Regions from separate parts of the Homo sapiens genome. Here region 1 is linked to region 2. A link is an interaction called in ENCODE POLR2A ChIA-PET data of the cell type or tissue named here. Cell type or tissue: OCI-LY7. All regions are shown on one strand. Links, peaks and the distances in the headings refer to the core of each region. The heading gives the core; the rest is flanking DNA.

Region 1 (7,810 bases), core at 2,575-5,074, 600 kb before region 2:
GGGCAAAAAGAGCAAGACTCCGTCTCAAAAAAAAAAAAAAAAAGAGGCCAGGCGCTGGTGGCTCACACCTGTAATCCCAGCACTTTGGGAGGCTGAGGCAGGCAGATCATGAGGTCAGGAGTTCGAGACCAGCCTGGCCAGTGTGGTGAAACATCGTCTCTCTAAACATACAAAAATTAGCCAAGCGTGGTGGCGTGCACCTGTAGTCCCAGCTACTCGAGAGGCTGAGGCAGGAGAATCGCTTGAACTCGGGAGGCAGGGGTTACAGTGAGCTGAGATTGTGCCACTGCACTCCAGCCTGGGCAACAGAGTGAGACTGCTTCTCACAAAAAAAAAAAAAAAAAGGAAATATATCCTTTTTTAGCTGGGCTTTGTGGCATGCTCCTGTAGTTCCAGCTACCTGGGGAGCTGAAGCAGGAGGATCACTTGGACCCAGAAGGTCGAGGCTGCAATGAATTGAGATCGGGCCACTGCACTCCAGCATGGGTGAAAAAGTGAGACCCTACCTCAAAAAAAAAAAAAAAAAAAAAAAAAAAAAAAAAGACATCCTTCTTTCCGATCCTAGAATGCTATGACTGTGCTTTTTATTATTATCATTTTTTTATTTTTATTTTTTGAGATGGAGTTTTGTTCTTGTTGCCAGGCTGGAGTGCAATGGTGCGATCTTGGCTCACTGCAACCTTCTTCTCCCAGGTTCAAGCAATTCTCCTGCCTCAGCCTCCCCAGTAGCTGAGATTACAGGCGCATGCCACCATTCCTGGCTAAGTTTTGTATTTTTTAGGAGAGACGGGGTTTCATCATGTTGGCCAGGCTTGTCTCAAACTCCTGACCTCAGATGATCCACCCGCCTCGGCCTCCCAAAGTGGTGGGATTATAGGCGTGAGCCACTGTGCCTGGCCATGATTGTGCTTCTGATGATTTGATTTAGCTTCTGTGATCATTTTTTTTTTTTTCTGATCAATTTATGTAGCTTCAAAGGGATCAAAGTCTGGGTGGTAAACTGTTTTCTACAAATTTTGTTTGGACATTGAAAGTAACACATTTTGATTTTTTCTAATTGATTCCCAAGGAGATTATATAGTACTTAATTAAGGCAATCTCTAAAGTTCTTAGCCCTTTTTCCTTATTTAGGTAAATTTCTGTTTACTTATCTAGTTGAATATTCATTTACTGATTTTTGTAAAATGGTCTGTAAAATAAAATTATGTTGGAGTTCTTGGAACACATGTCTGTCTAGGAGCATCTTGTGCTGTCCATCTCTGTTCATGCGTCATCCCTTAACTCATTGTTCCTAATCATAGACAATTAGAGTTAGAAGGTAACTTAGCAAACTTTACAAATAAAGAAATGGAGTACTTAGACAACACTGTAGTAAAACTGCATATATTTGAATGTTACTAACAAAAGGAAGAAGATCAAGGTAAGTTGTAATATATCATTGGTGGGATATGTATTTCTGTCCTGTTCTCAGTATCACTGTGTGTAGATAGAAGATAAAACACAGGGATACCTGTGTTCCAGGAAAAGGCAATAGAATGTGCAGAACATGGCAAATAGAACAGGGAGTAATCTGTTGTGAGTAGGGAGTTCCTGACTTCAGAATAATGTTTTTAGATTCAGGAGAGAGGTTTTATATTTGGCTCCCATACAGCACACTCTCATGGGAAATGTCTGTTCTAAGGTCAACCCATAATGCAAAAATCATCAATATACTTGAAGATCCCCGTGTAAGGTACAATGTATTTAATATTATCACTGATACAATTGATCCAATACCAGTTTTAGTCTGGCATTGAATCAAATCACTGTTTTTGTTGTATAAAAAGAGAAATATTTAGCTTATATTTAAGTACCATATTGTAAGAAAAAAGATGCTTATCTTTACATGCTAAAATCATGATCTGTACATTGGTGCAGTGAATATTACTGTAAAAGGGAAGAAGGAATGAAGACGAGCTAAGGAAACTGTAGGTGCACTTCTCTGAGGTCATGTTACGATGTGACATTCACCCACATGCAGGGATTGATAGAGTGAATTGCCTGTTAAATGATCTCCAGGCACATATAGTTGAATAGCAAAATTATATGTGCATTAATATAGCCTCACTGAACTTAGTAGCTTTGTGACCTTAAATTATCCCTGATCTTAATTTCCTGCTGTGCTAAATAGGCATGGAACCTAATTAACAGAATTAAGTTTATTTGGTAACGTGGAGAAAGCACTTAGAATAATCCTTACCAAACTCATTCTTTTTCTTTCCAGGTTTCTGATTCAGAGACAAATAATTTGTGTTTTCACATTACCCTTTCGTACCAGAAAAGAATTACCTGCTGTTTAGGAAATGCCTCTTTATTTTGATTTTCTTAGAAATTATCAAGTTCTGAAATTATGATTTTTGCTATTATTTGAAAATCCAATGAGTTATGCCAGACACACATAAAAAAGGGAGGGTCTTAACCTAGTAGTTTATTATTTGGGTTGTTTCTACTTCTTGGCTATTACGAATAATGTTGCTTTGAAAATTCACATACAGGTTTTCAGGCAGATACATGTTTTCAGTTATCTGGGATATATCCCTAGGAGTAGAATGACTAGATCATATGGTAACTCGGTGTTTAACATATTGAGAAACTGCCAGACTGCTTCCTATAATGGCTGCTCTGTTTTACATTTGTACCAGCAGTGTGTGAAGATTGTAGTTTCTGTATGTACTAGCCACACTTGATATTACCTATCTTTCTGATAATAGTCATCCAAGTGGATGCAAAGTAGTATTTTTGTTTTAATTTTCTGTATTTACTTCATTTTATTTAATTTCATTTCAAAGTGGTATTTTGTGTTTTGATTTGTATTTCCCTCATGACGAATGATGTGGACGATCTTTTCATGTGCTTGGTGGCCATTTGTATATCTTCTTTGGGAAAATGTTCGTTCGGATCATTTGCCATTTTTTTTTTTTTTTTTTTTTTTTTTTGAGATGGAGCCTCGCTTTGTCGCCCAGGCTGGAGTGCAGTGGCGTGATCTTGGCTCACTGCAACCTCCGCCTCCCAGGTTCAAGTGATTCTCTTGCCTCAGCCTCCCAAGTAACTGAGATTATAGGCGCCCACTACCATGCCTGCCTAACTTTTGCATTTTAAGTAGAGACAGGGTCTCACCATGTTGGCCAGGCTGGTCTCGAACTCCTGACCTCAAATAATCTGCCTGCTTCGGCCTCGGAAAGTGCTGGGATTACAGATGTGAGCCACTGCGCTGGGCTCTCATTTGCCAATTTTTAAGTTGGGTTATTTGTCTCATTATAAGTTTTAGGAATTGTTTATATATTCTAGATATATGTTCCGTATTGGATATATGATTTGCAAATGTTTTTTCGCATTCTTTGGGTTATCTTTTCACTTTCTTGATAGTGTGCTTTGAGGGGCAAAAGTTTTTCGTTTTGATGAAATCCAGTGTATTTTTTTCTTCCTGTTTATACTTTTAGTGTCATAATTAATAAACCATTGCCTAATACAAGTTTATGAAGATTTACTGCTGTTTTCTTCCAAGTCATATAGTTTTAGCTTTTACATTTAGTTCTTTGGTTCATTTTGCCTTAATTTTTGTGTATGTTGAGGTAGGAGCCCAGCTTCATTATTTTCATGTTGACATTTAGTTGTCCCAGCACCATTTGTTGACAAGATTGTTCTTTTCCCCTCAACTGGTCTTGACACCTTTGTGGAAAATCAGTTGTCTATAAATGTAACGGTTTCTTTCTGGACTCTCGTTTCTATTGTATTGATCTGTTTGTCTGGTCTATGCCAGTACCATGCTGGCTTGATTACTGTAGCTTTGTAGTAAGATTTGAAATTAGGAAGTGTGTGTGTCTTTCAATTTTATTCTTTCTCAAGATTGCTTTGGCTATTCTGGGTCCCTTGCATTTCCATAGGAATTTTAGGATCAGCTCAGCAATTTCTGCCAAAAAAAAAAAAAAAAAAAATTCTCCCACAAAAGTGAATTTTGATAGGGATTATATTGAATCTGTAGCTTAATTTGGGGTTTGTTGGCATTGTAAAAATACCATGTCTTCCCATCTGTAAACATGGGATGTCTTCCTCTTCATAAACATGGATGTCTTTCCATCCATGAACATGGGCATCTGTCCTTGAGAACTGGGTTTTAAGGGTTTGTATTAGTGGAGTGGTTCTCAAGCTTTTGGTCTAAGGACGTCTTTATGCTGTTAAACATTACTGAAGATGCCTAAAAGCTTGAGTTTATTATATGGTTTGTCTCCATCTGTGGTTTATCTCTGTCTGTATTTACTATGTTAAGTATCAAGAATCAATTAATATTATAAATATACATTTTTAATAATAACAAACCCATTAGGTAATATAAATAACATTGTTTATGAAAGGTAGTAGTATTTTCCAAAACAAAAAATAATTCAGTGGGAAGAGTGGCATTGTTTTTTCATGTTTTGTAAATCTCTTTAATGTCTGACTTAATAGAATCTTGGCTGGATTCTTGTCTGCTTTTGCATTTCATCTCTTAGTACTGTGTTATTTTGGTTGAAGTGTGTGAAGGAAATCTGGCCTCAGGTAATTTATTTTATTATTTTGGTAGTCATTTCATATAAATGAATATTGAATATTCTTTGATGCTATACCAAAACTCCACTGTGGTTTTGTGAGGAGAGAATAAGAGTGAAAAAAGCAAAGAACATCTTTGCATTATTTTGAGAATGGTTTGACTTTGTGGCCCCACTGGAAGTGTTTCTGGGACTCTGGACTATGCCTACACCACACATTGAGAACCATTATCTTAGTGAACAGGACTGAGCAGTGTAGTTTCACAAGAAAATTTGCTCACTGAATTGCACTTGATTAATCTGTATTGAAAAACAACTGCAAAGTGACTTAGATGCTTCTCCTGCATGGGCAGCTTCTCCTGCGTGGGCAGCAGTGCCCTTTCTGTGGGAAAGATGGCAGGGGACCTTGGACTCAGCAACTGATGGAATCAGCAAGCTGGATGTTTTATGAAGACGTGTAATAAAAATAATATGTTATTTAAAAAACTGAGACTCTGGGAGATGAAGTCAATAAGTTAATCACACATTGTTAGTCTTTTGGCATATTTTCTTCTAGTTTCTTGTTTTTACGTACTTATAAAATTTGAATTTTTATAAATATATTGCAACTTTAGTATCTACAGTTTTGTCTTTTTTTTAAATCTTTATGCAGTTTTTGTGAGTATTTTAAGTAATTGTAACATACTGCATTCGTTTCTACTTTTCTTTTCTTTTTTTTTTTTTTTGAGATGGACTCTTGCTCTGTTGCCCAGGCTGGAGTATAGTGGTGCGCTTTCAGCTCACTGCAATCTCCACCTCCTGGATTCAAGTGATTCTCATGCTTCAGCCTCCCGAGTAGCTGGGAATTTTTGTATTTATTTTAGTAGACACATGGTTTCACCAGCCTGGTTAGGCAGGTTGGACTTGAACTGACTTCATGTGATCTCCCTACCTTGTCTCCCAAAGTGTTGGGATTACAGGCATGAGCCTACTTTCTGCGTTTTTATTTCCATGGGATTTTTTTTTTTCTAAGCTGCTGTGAACATTGTTAATAAATTTGTTTACACATTTAGTATTATTTCATTAATACAAATTTTAAATAGAAATAAGCATATGAAGTCTTAAGTGTGTACTGATAATATATCCAAGTTAGGTTTTCTTTTACTTATTATTGTGGACAATTTTATTTATTTTTTATTTTATTTTATTTTACGTTATTTTATTTTATTTTTTGAGACTGAGTCTCACTCTGTTGCCCAGGCTGGAGTGGAGTGGCGCGATCTTGGCTCACTGCAACCTCTGCCTCCCGGATTCAGGCAGTTCTCCTGCCTTAGCCTCTCGAGTAGCTGGGACTACAGGCACACGCCGCCATGCGCAGCTAATTTTTTGTATTTTAGTAGAGACAGGGTTTCACTGTGTTGCCCGAGGCTGGTCGCAAACTCCTGAGCTCAGGCAGTCCGCCCGCCTTGGCCTCCCAAAGTGCTGGGATTACAGATGTGAGCCACCGTGCCTGGCTTATTGTGGACAGTTTTAAACACATAGAAGTAGAGAGGATACTATAGTGATCCTCAGTTCACCAGTCATCTAGCTTTAGCTACCATCAGCTTGCCACCATTCATATATTTTTGTTTCTTCTCTTCCCTTAAACTTACCAAAAAAATTGGCATATTCTAAAGCAAATTCCAGACATATATCTTTATTCATGAGTCTTTTAGTTTCTAGCTGTTATAAAGAAGATCTTTTAAAATAAATATAACAATACTATGGTTGGAACTCAATAAAATTAATAGTAATTTTATCATGTCTTTATTACCTAGGCAACCTTAAAAGTTTTTCTATGTCAAAAAGTTTTCTCTGTCTTTATTACCTAGGCAACCTTAAAAGTTTTTCTATGTCATTTTAAACCTAATTTATTTGACTCAGGATCCAAACACAGTTCTTACATCACATTGGATTATTTTGGTTAAGGCTTTTTAATTCTGTGGCAATAAAAATAGCTCTCCTTTTAAATATCTTTTATTTGCTATAGAAATGAGGTCGTCTTTCTTGCCTACATTTTGGATTTAGATGATGGCTTTGTGCTGGTGTGATTTAACATGTATTTCCCTAGAATTCCCTTTAAATTGGGAGTAAGATCTAGAGGTATGATTAAATACAGGCTCTTTTTTTGGCACGACTACTTTGTGGATGGTAGTCTTTGATCATGTCAAAAATAAAATGCCTAGAGGCCCAGTTTTAATGATAATACTGAAAAATAGCTTCAGTCAATGTCTCACTTAACCATTTGGAAACCTCCCATCACGTTCTTCACTTGATAATTTCAGCAGACATCAATGATTATTGACTTTATTATTGTATTAGATATTGGGATATTTTGATTTTTCCGATCCTGTCATTCACTCCCCATTGACTGTGGTTCTTGCCCTGATCAGCTTTTTGGTTATTCAGAAATGCAGTTCATCGAGGAACAGCAGCTTGAAATAACTGTTGTCCTTTAGTGATCTTGGGAATAATAAGTGGGTGTCCTGTAGTCCCAAGGCGAGCACTGTGGTGGTGGTAGCTCTCATGATTGCTGCCGACTTGTTTTCCGTTCATTCTTCCTGATCCTGATGTGGCTCCGTGCATGGCTATTGGGAATCCCTCCCTTAGTTTGCTGTGGCCTCTGTGTCTTCCTGATGGGACCAGTTGTCTTCATGGCTTCCTGCTTCATGGTAAGATGTCCCAGGCTCATCTCAAATTGAGGAACATTCTACAAAGTAATTAACTAGTGCTCTGGAAAAGCGTAGATGAATAAGGCAAGACTGAGGAACTGCTGCAGTTTAAAGGAGACTCAACGGAAGGACAGCTAAGTACAGCATGAGGTCCAAGATCAGAGCCCAGAATAGGAAAAGGATATCAGTGGTAATAGTGGTGTATTGCAAAGGAAGCCTGTACTGTAGTTTAAAAAGTTACACTTCCAATTTTAAAAAATGACCACGTGGAGTTTACTTAGCTTCTTTAATTTTGTATTCATATCTCCTTTTATGTTGAAAATCTGTGTACCTAACATTAAGGAAATTCTTATCAACTTTATCCTGTTCAGTGTGAATATGTGTAGGCATGTATATATACAATATGTAAAATAAAATAGCTTCAAAATAATAATACCAACATTTACCTCAAAGAACAAGCCTACTGAGTACATTTTAAGATTTCTTGGTGTGGCCAGGCACAGTAGTGGCTCACTCCTGTAATCCCAGCACTTTGGGAGGCCGAGGGGGGTGGAT
Region 2 (7,810 bases), core at 2,282-4,781:
TAACTCGTCATTTACATTAGGTATATCTCCTAATGCTATCCCTCCCCCCTCCCCCCACCCCACAACAGGCCTCAGTGTGTGATGTTCCCCTTCCTGTGTCCAAGTGTTCTCATTGTTCAATTCCCACCTATGAGTGAGAGCATGTTGTGTTTGGTTTTCTGTCCTTGTGATAGTTTGCTGAGAATGATGGTTTCTACCTTCCTCCATGTTCCTACAAAGAACATGAACTCATCCTTTTTTATGGCTGCATAGTGTTCCATGGTGTATATGTGCCACATTTTCTTAATCCAGTCTATCATTGATGGGCATTTGGGTTGGTTCCAAGTCTTTGCTATTGTGAATAGTGCCGCAATGAACATACGTGTGGATGTGTCTTTATAGCAGCATGATTTATAATCCTTTGGGTATATACCCAGTAATGGGATGGCTGTGTCAAATGGTATTTCTAGTTCTAGATCCTTGAGGAATTGCCACAATGTCTTTCACAATGGTTGAACTAGTTTACAGTCCCACCAACAGTGTAAAAGTGTCCCTGTTTCTCCATACCCTCTCCAGCACCTGTTGTTTCCTGACTTTTTAATGATTGCCATTCTAACTGGTGTGAGATGGTATCTCATTGTGGTTTTGATTTGCATTTCTCTGATTACAGCTTATACAAAAATTAATTCAAGATGGATTAAAGACTTAATGTTAGACCTAAAACCATAAAAACCCTAGAAGGAAACCTAGGCAATATCATTCAGGACATAGGCATGGGCAAGGACTTCATGTCTAAAACACCAAAAGCAATGGCAACAAAAGCCAGAATTGGCAAATGGGATCTAATTAAACTAAAGAGCTTCTGCACAGCAAAAGAAACTACCATCAGAGCAAACAGGCAACCTACAGAATGGGAGAAAATTTTTGCAATCAACCCATTTGACAAAGGGCTAATATCCAGAATCTACAAAGAACTTAAACAAATTTACAAGAAAGAGTCAAACAACCCCATCAAAAAGTGGGCGAAGGATATGAACAGACACTTCTCAAAAGAAGACATTTATGCAGCCAAAAAACACATGAAAAAATGCTTATCATCACGTCTAGCTAATTTTTGTATTTTTTTAGTAGAGATGGGGTTTCACCATATAGGCCAGGCTGGTCTCGAACTCCTGACCTTGTGATCAGCCCACCTCGGCCTCCCAAGGGTATGTGTGTTTTAAGGAGCCTTCATACTGCTCTCCATAGTGGCTGTATTAGTTTACATTCCTACCAACAGTGTATAAGAGTTCCCTTCTCTCTGTATCCTCACCAGCATTTGATATTTTTTGTCTTTTTGATAATAGCCTTCTTTTTTTTTTTTTTTTTTTTTTTTTTTTTTTTTTTTTTTTTTTTTTTTTTTTTTTTTTTGAGATGGAGTCTCGTTCTTTCGCCCAGGTGGGACTGCAGTGGCGCTATCTCGGCTCACTGCAAGCTCCGCCTCCCGGGTTCATGCCATTCTCCTGCCTCAGCCTCCTGAGTAGCTGGGATTACAGGCGCCCGCCACCGCACCCGGCTAATTTTTGGTATTTTTAATAGAGACGGGGTTTCACTGTGTTAGCCAAGATGGTGTCAATCTCCTGACCTCGTGATCCACCCACCTCGGCCTCCCAAAGTGCTGGGATTACAGGCGTAAGCCACCGCGCCCGGCCAATAATAGCCATCTAACTGGAATGAGATGATATCTCATTGTAGTTTTGACTTTTGCCTCCCTAGTAACAATAAGTATAAGCAGCTGAGCCGTCCTTGCTGCTGCTCTGCCTGTGGAGTAGCCATTCTTTTATTTCTTTATTTTCCTAATAGACTTGCTTTCACTTAAGAAAAAAAAAAGACTTCCACTTCTCTGATGATTTGTGATGTTGAGCATTTTTCATGTATTTTCTGGACATTTATTTCTTTTGAGAAATGTCTGGATCATTTGCCCATTTTTTAATCAGTTTTCTTTTTGTTTTTTGGGTTTTTCTTTGCTGTTGAGTTGTTTGAGTTCCTTATATATCCTGAATATTAATCCCCTGTCTGGTGAGTAGTTTGCAAATGTATTCTTTTATTCTGTAGGTTGTTTTTTCACTTTGTTTCCTTTGCTGTGCAGAAGCTTTTAAGTTATTTATAATCCTATTTGCTTATTTTTGCTTTTGTGGCCTGTGCTTTTGAGGTCTTATTCAGTAAGTATTTTTTTAAAAACGAAGGAGTTCCCAAAAATAAATTTTTTTTTTAATTCGATGCAAGTGAATGTCATGGAAACTTTATGAATGGACATAAATTGATAAACAATTTATCCCACTCTTTGCCACAGAAACGTTAATGCATTTTTTTCTTCTCTTTTTTTTTTTTCTTTTTTTAGATGGGGTATCACTCTGTCACCCAGGCTGGAGTGCAGTGGCATGATCCCAGCTCACTGTGACCTCTGCCTCACAAACTCAGTTGATACTCCCACGTAGTTGGGACTGCGGGTACACACCACCACACCTTGCTCATTTTTGCATTTTTTGTAGAGATGGGGTCTCGCCACATTGCCTAGGCTGGTCTCAAACTCCTGGGCTCAAGTGATCCTCCTGCCTCAGCCTCCCCAAGTGCTAATGTTACATGCACCCAGCATATTGATGCACCCAGAGTATTGATGCATGTGATTAGGGTCTTAGGTAGCAGGGGTCTGTGCTCGGGATTAGCGTTCAGAAATCGAGCACCTCTGAAACTTGGAACCCATCTGGCCTTGGAAGAAGATGGAAGAGGGCAGTTTGGGCTGCAAGGTCGGCTCAGTCCACACCTGCAAATGGTGTCTTTTATGGGAAGAAAACACAGAGCTCTCTTCCACCCGAGGGAGAGAAAAGGGAAAAGGATGGACAGAAGAGTTTGGATTGGAGAGGGTTAAGTTTACAATTTTATAAATGAAAAAAGTACACAAAGTATGCTTTGGTACTTCATTTGTGCAATGCGGTTAGGTTAGATGAAAACATTCCTCTGTTTTCTCTCGTTGCTCATTTTTTGGGTGATTGGTATCTGTTTCTGGACTTCCCTGATCCAGATCTTCTTCCCCTTAGCCTTTTGTGGTGGCCACCGTGGGCCGTCTCATGCAGTGTCTGTAGCTTTTGTTAGGGCTTGAGTCCTGGGAGGACCTCCTGTAGAAATAATAGTGCATTTGTTTTTGGTTTTGTTTGTGGTTTTGGATGTGTGAACATGATGCCTGTTATTTTTAAGCACTGTTGTTCCTTGTGATTTTAATGCTCTTATGTGCTTCACTGGTTGCAAAGTAAGTGGCAAGATATTAAAATCCCAACTTTGACAGTAACACTTGCCTCATCCTCTGTGTACCTTAGCTGCCAGGAAGCTGCAGACTAGACTCAGTCACAGCATCTCTGTTAATTAACTTGAAGTTTTTGAGTATTTAATTTCCCCTCTATCTTTGGGGATTTTTAAAAGCTTATTGTTCAGATGGTCTTATTATATTGGGTATTTTAAATGCTTCAAATTAATTTTGGAAGAAGGTGTAGTTTAAAATATTAAGTAAAAGTTTTGGTTGTTTTTTCAGCGGCACATTCATAAATGCCATCCTCACACGGTGAGCGTGGCTGTGCTGCAGCTCAGCTTTCCATGACCGGGTTTCCCTGCGTCCTGTTTGCTCCCCTTGAAATGCCACAGAGTTGGCACTGAGGACAGCACCAGCTCCGTCTGCATCTGGTCTGTCACGCTGGTTTTTGAGATTGAAGGTGCTGAGGATGCTGGACCCTTCAGGTCATGAGTGACCATCAGGCCAGTGCTGAGTAGTGGTGTGGGCAGGCAGGGTGGGCTCCCAGTGGATGCTCTGCTGACATCTGCATCAGATGCCCCACCCCAGGGCATTGGTCAGGGGCTCCAGCTGCACTGGTCCGAAGCAGTTGTCTTTCTGGCGGGGGCAGTGCTGCCGTATGCCGGCGCACTTCTGTTGGGGTAGAGAATGCTATTTGTTTCTTGGTTGTTTTGACGTCTCCAGAGCTGGGGTGCTGATGGATTCTCTGCCAGCTAGCGGGTGCTGCCAGGGGGTGGTGGTCCTAGGCAGAGGGCAGCTGTGCTCATCCGCCTTTGCATGGCTCAGACAAGGCTCCTTGCCCCTGGGTGAGAATCTCAGTTGGAGGAAGAAAGAGTCTCTTCTGTAGCTTTGCAGGGAAGGATTAGTGAGAAGTTCAACCATGGCTCTCTTTAGACAAATGATGAAAAACCTGATTATCTCAGCAGCACCTTCCCACCTGTTCCCAGGAGGCCAGACGTGTGATGCCAGGAGGCACGAATGAAGAATGAAGACCTCACAGACCTCTTGTGACAGCCATGCATTCGTTCCCCACTCGGTTGCACGGCGCCATCAGGGCTTCAGCCTTCCGAGACGTCGCTTCTAGCAAAACAGGTTGCTAAGTTTGAGTCCATTTGAGGGCAGTTCAAGGACAGGGCAAGTTAGAGGCTAGTAGCAAGTTCCCTCATGTCAACTCTCTATCTCTGCTTTTCTAGCAAAAGTCCGAACTTCAAGTCCACTTGACAGCGTAGGATGAAAAGACAGTTTATTCCCCGCAAGTCCAAGATTTATACTGGACTGGAGAAGAAATAAGGGGTGAGACAGAGGCCAGGCTGGAAGAGTTTATTCAGACACACAGTTAAATTGTAACCTTGATGTGAAAGTAGGTGCACTGTTTAAAACCAACTTTCACCTAGGGAAGGGTGTCAGCAGTAATGGTTCGTGGAGCCGATTTGGGCAGCAGTAATGCACGTTGGAGGCAGCAAGAAAAGTGGCACAAAGTTCCGGATCTGGAGCTGACAGGTTTCCTCAGCCCTGAGTTGTCTAAAGCTGACTTTGCAGTGTGACCTGAGCGGCAGGTGCTCTCACAGAAGGTGAGCTCTGCTGGACGCCAGCCTCGGCACAATGGCTCTTGGAAGATGAGAGTCTTCTTACAGCATGACTTGGTCCTTTTGGTGGCTCAGTCACACTTCCCGCAGGAGAGGGCCAGCCTGGCTGAGCCTGTATTTCTCCCTCCCCCATGGAGTCCTCCTGCTCCCCTCTGGCTCCCGGAGTCCACAGACCTCTGCATCTCCCTCCAGCAGCCCACCTCTCGTGTGCCAGGCAACGCCTTGGTGTTAACCTTACAACCTGGTTCTAACTGAGAAGTGTTAATAACCCCAGCTACTTATAACTCACGCACCACAAGCACTTCAGATTCATAGCTCATTTAATTTGCCCAAACCTGGAGATGTCTGCATATGATCCCCAGTTTGAGAAAGTCAGCACCGAGCAGCACACTTTGACCCGGGTCTTAACTCAGCCCACTCTGTAACTGTGGAGAACACTACTTTTGAGAACAACCAAGATCACCTGGTTTCATTTCTATGAGTTCTTTGCACATGGAGGGAATCAGCCCTCTGATGTGTATGTTACAAATATATCTCCTAGTTCTTTAGGAAGACATCTCTTCTGCCCTTAGATACGGGGTAGCTTTTTTCCTCTCTTGGCTGTGTGGATATTGTTCCCCTTGGTGTAGAAGAAGGAATTCCTGTGTGGCATTTGCTAGCAGGATATTTAGCTTTTTCATCCAGCACCGACCTGAGTGATTTAGCACCCTGTGCCTGTTTTCATACAAAACACACCTTTTTCACATGAACCAGAGAGGGAATTCTTGATGATCTTCCGTGTTTTCAACACTTCAGACAAGGTTCTCAGCTGAGATTCCGTCTTGCTTCGCTTCCTGAGGCTTAGGATCAATATGGGGGCAGAGGCTGGAGAGAGTGAAGGACATACGGCCGGAGGGTGAGGCACTGGCCAGCACACACCTGCCCAGAGCCTCACCTGTCTTGTTTTCCTCCATGCCCCCTTAGTGGCTGGGCACAGGCCAAGGTAAAAACACACAGGGATGGAGATAAGGAAGATCTGGGAATGCTGCACAGCCTGGGCCCTGCCTGGCAGAGCCCTGGGGCATTTGCCCATCACTTTTATAACTCCAGAGCCTTGTTTCCTGAGTGACCCCCTTACCCTGTCTGAAGTCATCCCTGTAGCGACAGCTCCCAGAGCTGCCAGGTGCATCTGATTCCGGCCAGCGACAGGATCTCAAACGTCCTAAAGTAGAGATGACTGAGGATTGGCCGCAGAAATGGAGATGGTGTGTCCTAAACAGCCCTCGGTTTTGGCTGAGTTTCACTCCTTGGCTGGTCACCTGGCCTTTGTAGGATGCTGAGGTGGGGGCCTCTGACCCCCTCCTAGTTCTTTCCCTCTCCTCATCATCTCCAGGTGCCCCTTTCTCACCGCTGCCCCGGCCAGCTTGGCCTGGCTTCTCTACTGCTGTCTTCATTTGGGGTGAAGCCCACGGTTCGCTGGCTTTTGACTCCACTTGGCCGCTCAGATCAGGGCACATCTGCGGGCCTCCTGGCACGGAGGAAGGAGTCAGCATCATTGTCCTGGCATGGCCATGTCCTGCCGACATCCCAAGTATGTGCATGCCACCTCTGGCTGTGAGCTTCTCCGTGGTCAGTGTCCAGAGGAGAGCACATTTGTGTTGCACCGCAAATTCTAGGTATTCTCATGGCAAGTCCTGAATTAGCATAATGCTACCAGGCTCCTAAAAGTTCTTTAGTTTCTTGCAATTCTGTGTTAAAACAGCCAGTTAAGGCATTTTTGGAGGTTAGCGTCATCAAGCCTATCGGCGTGTTCCGTAAGAGTTTGAATCATGTGAGCTGTTTGGCAGCCCTCATCAGCTGTTGGCATCAAGGTTTCCATTTAAGACAGACACCACAGAGTTAATGGTTGTCATCTGATCTGAAATGGCTCCAGTAAGTCTTTCTCCCTCATCAGACTCCTGCTGATGCACACAGGCACCCTCCCCAGCGTCTCCTCTCTGTTCTCCCGCAGAGGAGAAAGTGCTGCTGGCCTTCCCTGTTTCCGCCACAGAGGATCCTCCCCGGCACGGGTGCTTCTGTCTGCAGCAACCGGAGAAGACACAGCAGGCTGGGGGGAGGAATTGTCCTGTGGCCTCAGTCACTCAACAGCCAGAGGAGATGGTGCCCCTGGCTGCAGACAGCCCTAGGTCTGGCAGGAGCAGTGCAGCCACATGTCTGGCACGTGGAGGACGTCAGGCCGGTGCCACCTACCACACTGCTGGGTGCCTCCCACTGTGGCAGCAGAAACACCCCCATTCCCAGAGGGGTGCGCACCCTCCGTGGCCTCCCTCGTGCCACGCAGAGGGCTGTGCTGGACTGGTCCCTCAGGGCCCGGAGACACTCAGGCTTCTTTCTTGGTACCTCCTGCCCCTTCCCTACCCCTCATCCTCCTTCTTGGTACATCTGTCAGTTACAGAGGAAGACTGCTGTGTCGAGTGCATAAGAGTGGGTTCTTGGTGTGTTTCAAATCTCAGTGAGGGCTGGGCATGGTGGCTACACCTGTAATCTTGGCAGTTTCTGAGGCTGAGACAGGAGGATCATCTGAGACCAGGAGCTTGAGACCAGCCTAAGCAACATAGTGAGATCTCCTCTCTACAGAAACTTAAAAGTTATCCAGATGTGGTAGTACACACCTGTAGCCCTAGCAACTCAGGAGGCTGAGGTGGGAGGATTGCTTGAGGCCAGGCGGTCAGACTGCGATGAGCCATGATTGTGCCACTGTACTCCAGGTTGAGTGACAGAGCGAGACCCTGTCTCTTTAAAAAAAAAAAAACATCACTGGGGGATGGTAGGAAGGGTGTCTCAGGAGCCCACAGGCCCCCTGCCCGCACCCTGTCCCCAGGTGGGAGGCATGTCGTCCTGTGATTCACCATCTTCAAGCCTTCAAGCACTTTCTCCTTTGCTT

The links. Peaks named below come from ENCODE experiments on the same cell type or tissue, not always from the same donor. Only the 100,000 strongest peaks of a DNase experiment are listed, where the experiment ranks them.
Region 1: POLR2A ChIA-PET joins it to region 2 with 9 read pairs; 3 of 35 experiments call an interaction of 5 or more read pairs at or near these places.

Annotation. Positions count from the first base shown.
Region 1 is chr10:893,153-900,962 of GRCh38, reverse strand. All of the region lies in intron 1 of LARP4B (La ribonucleoprotein 4B), which reads left to right. Among named protein-coding and RNA genes, the nearest start is that of LARP4B, 35 kb to the left of the region's middle. In OCI-LY7, for the core only: no CTCF peak of the experiment used is centred there; no DNase peak of the experiment used is centred there.
Region 2 is chr10:289,140-296,949 of GRCh38, reverse strand. The region is part of intron 32 of DIP2C (disco interacting protein 2 homolog C); the gene reads left to right. Among named protein-coding and RNA genes, the nearest start is that of ZMYND11, 160 kb to the right of the region's middle. In OCI-LY7, for the core only: no CTCF peak of the experiment used is centred there; a DNase peak (open chromatin) is centred at 3,259; H3K4me3 peaks cover 992 bases; H3K27ac peaks cover 1,321 bases.